Regions from separate parts of the Homo sapiens genome. Here all the other regions are linked to region 1. Evidence: chromatin loops called from intact Hi-C (ENCODE). Cell type or tissue: heart right ventricle. All regions are shown on one strand.

What was found. A loop is a pair of places that touch in the nucleus more often than their neighbours do. Peaks named below come from ENCODE experiments on the same cell type or tissue, not always from the same donor. Only the 100,000 strongest peaks of a DNase experiment are listed, where the experiment ranks them.
Region 2: a loop joins it to region 1, with 5 times the contacts of the local background. A loop is called at or near these places in 94 of 110 quality-filtered maps.
Region 3: a loop joins it to region 1, with 3 times the contacts of the local background. A loop is called at or near these places in 38 of 110 quality-filtered maps.

Annotation. Positions count from the first base shown.
Region 1 is chr5:32,231,415-32,233,914 of GRCh38, reverse strand. It overlaps MTMR12 (myotubularin related protein 12), which reads left to right. Exons shown (of 16, transcript NM_001040446.3): 15 at 1-142. Among named protein-coding and RNA genes, the nearest start is that of GOLPH3, 58 kb to the right of the region's middle. RefSeq lists enhancers at 1-337, 1,191-1,735, 1,736-2,281. In heart right ventricle, a CTCF peak has its summit at 1,294 (motif pointing left); a DNase peak (open chromatin) is centred at 1,274; H3K27ac peaks cover 1,721 bases.
Region 2 is chr5:32,328,169-32,330,668 of GRCh38, reverse strand. No RefSeq gene overlaps it. Among named protein-coding and RNA genes, the nearest start is that of MTMR12, 16 kb to the right of the region's middle. In heart right ventricle, a CTCF peak has its summit at 1,105 (motif pointing right); a DNase peak (open chromatin) is centred at 1,128; H3K27ac peaks cover 604 bases.
Region 3 is chr5:32,588,871-32,591,370 of GRCh38, reverse strand. The region is part of intron 2 of SUB1 (SUB1 regulator of transcription); the gene reads right to left. Among named protein-coding and RNA genes, the nearest start is that of SUB1, 4.6 kb to the right of the region's middle. In heart right ventricle, CTCF peaks have their summits at 817 and 1,021 (motif pointing right); no DNase peak of the experiment used is centred here.

The sequences.
Region 1 (2,500 bases):
ACAAAGCAAGCCTTTGAATCTGCTCACCGTGTGGGATTGGTCGGTGCAGTTTGAACCCAAAGCCCAGACATTGCTCAAAAACCCTCTTTATGTGGAAAAGCCAAAACTGGACAAAGGCCAACGGAAAGGAATGCGCTTCAAAGTAAGATGTCCACATGTCTAAACCCCCTTCAGCTGCCCAGACCCCGTGCATGTAATGATAAAAGGTACTTACGGATTCTGTCTGCCAGCATTTTCTACCCCTCGAAGCAGTCTGCAGAGTTGAGACTTGTGATGGTCAAATTGTCAAGGGCCATTAGAATCCTTTGCTTTCAGCAAATCACCTTTGCCCTGGTACAACAGGGCCATTTGCCAGATGTCACTGTGGATGCTGCCACCCTGGTCATACTCCATGGAATCGTGCCTCTTGTCCTGCCTGTGTGTGTGTGTGTGTGTGTGTGTTTGTGTGTGTGTGTGTGTTAGTAGAGTAAAAGGAACATTGATTGTGTGGGTTTTACTTGGCCGATACCAGTTCATTTATTATAATAAATAGTAAGACTTTTCTTAATGAGCTGTGCCTGTAAACCACAGGTTGCAAAACTCTGTCAAGGGCTGCAAAGTCTCTGTCACAACTACCCCTCTACTGTTGTAGTACAAAAGAAGCCTTAGTCTGCTCTGCCCTTGGAGTAGCCATTCTTTATTCCTTTACTTGAAAAAAAAAAAAGGAGCCTTAGTAGGTGAACAAGTAGGCATAGCTGTGTTCCAGTGTTTACGAGAACAGGCGCCAGGCCAGATTTGGCCGGAGGGGTGGCCAGTTTGCTGACCTATGCTATGAGCCACAAATGTCAGAAAGTCATTTTAGTTGATAATCCCAAAGTTCCCTAACTGATGAATTATTTAACTGACATTTCCTAGCTCTGTCTCCAGGCCCAGAATTTCTCCCCCACAGAGTCCACAAAGGAGAGAGCAGTGATGGTAAGTCTAAGTCGATGTGTGTCACTGCCTTCTCCATGCCATCCTTATCCTGCCTGATCTGGAGGGCTTCAGAAAGCCTGGCCCTTTCTGGTGTCAGAGTTGGTTCCATTCTAAAGAGGACTGGGGACCTGGGTGAGCCACGGCCAGCAGAGACGATGTTGGCTGCTGAACGACTCAGAATGGCCACTTTGCCCTTTTAGGGGCCGCAGGCCCAGGGTGGAGTTTCCCCTTTCTGGCTGAGCCTCTTCTGCCAGTTTAACCAGAATTGCCCTGAGCCCCAGAACAGCTTGGCCAGAAATTGGTTTTTCTTCAGTGTGTTGTGCCCCCTGGTGGCTGCATGCACATTCTCATGAGAGCTGGATTGGCACCAGAGAAACTGCCCTGTGCCAGAGTGGCAGGGGACCTCAGAGACAGCGAGGACAACGTCTGTTGTGTTACGGGAGGAACCTAAGGCTCCCCCTTCCAATAATGGATTTCATTTCTCTCCTCAGACCTAGCTTTTCTAATCATCTCTTTTCCTTGGGAGATAGGGACAGACAGCCTAAGCTCCAGGAGTTGGCAGGTGGGAAAGGACTGAGCTGAAGGGGTGGAGAATTTCAGGTTGCACTAGCTAAATCACAGTTGGGACGGGGGCGACAAGAAACCTTGAAGCCTTTGGGTAAGAAGACCAGATATCAGGTGGAGCAATGTGTTGAGCGGCCTGGTGGCCTGGGGGAAGTTCTGCAGAGACTCTGAGGAAGCAGGGGCTGAGCAGCATGTGGTGCTGCCGTGCAAATGCCACACGGTGGGGGGGACCCATTCCAGTGTGCAGCCTCGGTGTCAGCCGCAGGCCCGGGCCAGGCTTTGGCCTGCAGAGCTGCTGGCATGTCAGCTGGTCTTGAGTGCTCCCTTTGCTTAGGAGATAGAGAGAAGGGGGCTTCCAGGACCAAGGAGAGCTCAGTAGAGAGCCCAGGCTCTGGAGCCAGACTATTTGAACCACCTTTGGCACTGAGCAGCAGTGCCTTCGGCAGATTGCTTACCTCTGTGCCTTAGTTTCCTTGCTTGTAAAGTGGGGCAATAATAGTGACTTTGAGAATGAGGTGCTCAGTGAATGTGAGTACTGAGCACAGAACCGAGCAGGCAGGAAGCACTGGGTGGTGGTTCAGTGTAGTCCCTGCCCTGCCTGACACATCTTCACGATGGAGAAAAAGAGAGGCCACTGAATCCTGGCCTTCATCTTTCCTGACCCTGGATGGAAAGTCAAATCCTGGTCACCTCCGAGCTGTGGTCTTGTGGATGGTTTTGTTTTCTTTTTAATATTTTTATTGTTATTCCATATTTCATAATAAGGAAATAATTTTCTTTACAATAAAGAATATCTTTTTACAAGGAAGAACCATTGATGGAAATATGTTAGAGAGTTTTAGAGTGAACCTGAAAATTAAGTTGTTATCTCTTCTTACTTCAAATGAACAGTAGCAAAAGAGCTGGACAAACAGCTTCTCCCCACATGTTTTTACTTCTGCTTTGGGCACTGGGGAACCCTCATGACCTTCCGACCACATCC
Region 2 (2,500 bases), 97 kb before region 1:
AGGAGGTAGTGTCATTCCACTTATCACCTCCCCACAGTTTGCCTGTCATTTGGGGGATATGAGAGAAGAAGGGGCCTGAGTCCTGCACCTCTGTCTGAGAGTTTTGTAGCTGATGGACCTCCTGACCAACTCCCTCGACCCTGCCACACACGCACGCACACACATACTTGCATGCACACACACACACACATGCATACGCATGGTATGGAGTGGTTGAAATGGAGCCATGGTCTTTCCAGGTGCTGCAGAGCTTGTCTCTATGTCTCCCAAGTTTTCCACGGCCCTCAAGTGAGACACAGCAAGTAATTAGGAGAGAGAGCCAAGGTGCAACTGGGAGGCCGCCCAGCAGAGGAAATGAGCACACCGGTTCAAGGACATGGCATAAGCCAGCCAAAGGGTGAGAAAGGACTTAGCTGCATCTCTGAGGAAGCAGCGAGCTGCACGGGAGCAGGAAGGAGTGATGGCAGGCCTGAGTTAGCACCCTCCAAGCCAAGCACCTTCCCTGCCAAGGAATGGACAAGCCCAGCCCTGGGACCCAAGTCAGGGAGATGGGCAACCCCACCCATCCCATCCCAAATAGAGGCTCTGCGCACTCCTAGAGCCTTCAATTCAGCCCAAAGGGGAGAGGGAGGAAAACAGAGAGAGGAGCTGGAAATGAACTGTGACTGGCTCATAAGGCCTGGATTGACAAAGAAAAAGCTCAGAAATAACCACATTCAGTTGCCTACATCAGACCACTTGGCTTAGAATCAAGGTTCAGAAGTTACATGGTCGGAGTAAGTGTCAGGGTGGCACTGACCAGCACTGTGATCCTGGGCGAGTTGTTTTACTTCTCTGGGCCCTGTGACCCCACCTTCAAAATGAGTTTTCTCCCAGCCCTGGGAGTTACAGTTCTATAGCGCCCAGGTGGCCTGCAGCTCAAGCCGAGTTTCCACTCCATGCCTGATGTGGTTGTGGGCCCAGTAAGTGTGCCCAGAGGAGGCCTGGTGACAGAGGGCAGGGAAGGACCAGGCCCAGCCTCCTTTGTCATTTTCCTTTATGCTGTGCAGCTACGTGGGAGAATTTCCCAGTCTGTGCTGAGAATACCTTTCTTGCCACCACTTTTGAAATCGTCCTGTAGAGGGCACAGTGTCCTCGTCCCCGCGGCTCCCATGGTTCAGTCAAGTCCTGAAGGCTTTTCTGTCCATCTGCTGATCTACTCAAAGCACTGAGGACGGCACTTTGGGAACAGGGCATATTGGGGAGCGCAGGAGGGGACTTTGACCGTGAGGAGCTCGCAGTAGCTCTCAAGAAGAAAAGACACGGACCTATACCAGTCAATCCGAGACATATTCACGTGGACAGACTAAGATAGCAAACAGATTCTAGATGCTTAAGAATTCAGAAAGAGGCCGGGCATGGTGGCTCAGGCCTGTAATCCCAGCACTTTGGGAGGCCGAGCCAGGCGGATCACCTGAGGTCAGGAGTTCAAGATCAGCCTAGCCAAAATGGTAAAACCCCATCTCTACAAAAATACAAAAATTAGTCAGGCATGATGGCGAGTGCCTGTAATCCCAGCTACTCGGGAGGCTGAGGCAGGAGAATCGCTTGAACCAGGGAGGCAGAGGTTGCAGTGAGCCGAGATCACGCCACTGCACTCCAGCCTGGGTGACAGAACAAGACTCCATCTCAAAAAAAAAAAAAAAAAAAAAAAAAAGAATTCAGAAAGAGGGCAGGGCGTGGTGGCTCATGCCTGTAATCCCAGCACTTTGGGAGGCTGTGGCGGGTGGATAGCTTGAGGCCAGGAGTTCGAGACCAGCCTGGCCAACATGGCGAAACCCTGTGTCTACTAAAAATACAAAAATTAGCCAGGTATGGTGGTACACATCTGTAATCCCAGCTACCTGGGAGGCTGAGGTGGGAGGATCGCTTAAACCTGGGAGGCGGAGGTTGCAGTGAGCCGAGAACACGCCACTGCACTCTAACCTGGGCAACAGAGCAAGGCTCTGTCTCCAAAAAAAAAAAAGAATTCAGAAAGAGTCTAACTCTAGACCACTTCCAACAGTCTCTAAGGAAGATATTAAAAGAGCTGGTAGCACTGAGAGTAGACATTTGGATGGGATGACTTGGCGACCCACGCCAAGACAGGCAGAAACAGAAAATGGTAAAGTTCTTGGTAAAGGCTCATGTTTTAATGTTAAAATTTAGATTATTTTAATTCCTACTATAAAATGGCTAATATTATCTTATACAACTTTCACCTCAGTTAAAAAAAGCTACACTGAGACAGCAAAAAAAATTAATTTATTTACTGTTGGGGCTAGGAAATAATTCTCATGGCTCAAAATCCAAAAGTTTAAAAAGGGCATTTTTTTTCCAATAATTTCTCCAAACACCCAGTTTCCTTTTGTTTGTTTGTTTGTTTGTTTGTTTGTTTGTTTGTTTGTTTTGAGAGAGAGGCCTACTCCGTCACCCAGGCTGGAGTGCAGTAGTGTGATCTAAGTTCATTGCAACCTCCACC
Region 3 (2,500 bases), 360 kb before region 1:
AAACTCTGTTCTCAGGATCCCAAAAGACACTTCAGGCATTATAGTAGTATTAACCACAGGAACGGTTATTTTGTGGTTTGGGATCCCACATACGATTTCTTTGGTAGAAAAAAAAATGGAGGGATCTTGCTACTTCTGAATAAACCTGGAAACCACAGTCTACTAAGGCTAGTCAGTTACTTATTTTACGAAGCAGATATACTAATTAAAAAGAATATAACCAACTTATTCCATTTCCAGGATATGTTTATTTATGTCCTGCCTATTCCAAAAGGAATTTATGCTGGCTTAAGGAATTTATGGGCCGGGCGCGGTAGCTCACACCTGTAATCCCAGCACTTTGGGAGTCCGAGGCGGGAGGATCACTTGAGGTCAGGAGTTCGAGACCAGCCTGGCCACATGGTGAAACCCCATCTCCACTAAAAATACAAAAAAAGTTAGCCAGGCGTGGTGGTGGGCACCTATAATCCCAGCTACTAGGGAGGCTGAGGCAGAGAACTGCTTGAATCCAGGAGGCTGAGGTTGCAGTGAGCCGAGATCGTGCCATTGCACTCCAGCCTGGGCAACAGAGCGATACTCCATCTCAAAAAAAAAAAAAAAAAAAAAAATTAGCCAGGCGTGGTGGCACACGCCTGTAATCCCAGCTACTCGGAAGGCTGAGGCAGGAGAATCGCTTGAACCCGGGACGCGAAGGTTGCAGTGAGCCGAGATCGCGCCATTACACTCCAGCCTGGGCAACAAAAGCAAAACTTCATCTCAAAATAAAAAATTAAAAAAAAAGGAATTTACAATTAGGCAAATCTTTAGAGAGCTATTTTGCACTGGGCACTGACAGCCAGCAACTCAAGAACTTCCTCATTACAAAAAAAAAAAAAATCATTGTAGACAGCTATGTGTTAGACTAGCTTTCAAAAATCACAACGTTGTTTTAAAAACAGCATTATTTTAAAAGCTTATTAGAAAGTCGCATTCTCAAAAAGAGCTAACCCATAAAAACCACTACAATACCCAACCCAAACAGAAGAGGGCAGTCATGTTCCTTCTTGATGGAATAGTATAAATATTTTAATGTTACTAAATTAATTGAATGTTACCAAATTAGATGAAGCTAGGAAAAATATTATATACATGTAAAACATGAAATGAAAAATGTGGTATACAAGGTTAAGTGTTTACAAGAGTAATATTACTATTTGGGACAAACAAAAAGTTAGCTCAATATGCAGAAAGCAATTATTCTATAAATCAGGCTCTAAGTATTCCCTGTGGAATAGTGCATGTCTGGCAAATAAAAGCTCAATACACATGTGTTACATCAACATACTCAAATACTATATAGGGTGCAAATTTTAAAATTAAGAAATTTACTCAAGTATAGTCTTTGAAGCCTTATTTTACCCTTCCATGTGTTGTTATATTCTATATTTATACTTTAAGGTTGCAACTTCTCCAATCTCCCATACGCTCTCCCCTTTTCTTTTAGCTAAAATTGCTAAGCTTCAGGAGGAAAAAAAAAAGATAGGGAGCCTGCTTCTTTTGAATAAACTTTCGGAAATCACAGGTCTACCAGTGCTAGTCATTACTTACTATTTTACAAAGGATATATACTAATTAGGAAAAACACGACCAACTTATTCTATTTCTAGGATATAAATATCTCTTCAGATATGTAAAGTTCTATGCGATAAAAGACAATTCTGCACGGAAGACTTGACCGCAGAGTGAGACGCTCAGTTATGCTCCACTGAGATGCTCAATTTAGCGAAATTCACCAATTACGGTGCAGCTGTCATCTAATGCAGAAAAAGCCTATCTTGTCAATGGGTTTCAAGTTAGCTTTACTGCGTGCTGATTTAATTAAATGGAAGGGACCAGAGCACAAACTTAGTACAAACTTAAAAATGTACCAAGTCTAAAATTCAGAAAACCTTATGTGCAGAATAAACACCAGTAACTAAGAGAACTGTCAAAATTAACATTTTATGGCCACTCATGATGGCTCACACCTGTAATCCCAGCACTTTGGGAGTCTGAGGCAGAAGAATTGCCTGAGGCCAGGAGTTTGAGACCAGCCTTAGCAACACAGCAATACCTGGTCCCTACAAAAACATTTTTTTTTTAATTAACCAGGCATGATGCCTGTAGTCCCAGCTACTCTGGAGGCAGAGGTGGGAGGACTGCTTGAGACCAGGAGGTCGAGGCTGCAGTGAGCCATGATGGTGCCACCACACTCCAGCCTCGGCAAGAGAGTAAGACCCTGTCTTTAAAAAAAAAAATTAACATTTTACAAAAAAAAATCTGGTAAATTTCTAAATAACGGCAAATAGTGACTTTGGCCTACTTAGAATTCTATGACCCTAGGATGCAAGGCAGTGTTTCTGCAACTTTAGGGTTCCTAATGATGCTCAACAGAAGACTTGTTAAGTCTGATTTAGGGCCTATGAGTATGAATGTGCAAAAAGCATCCTAGGCACTTCTAGTCAAGTGGTCCAGAGACCAA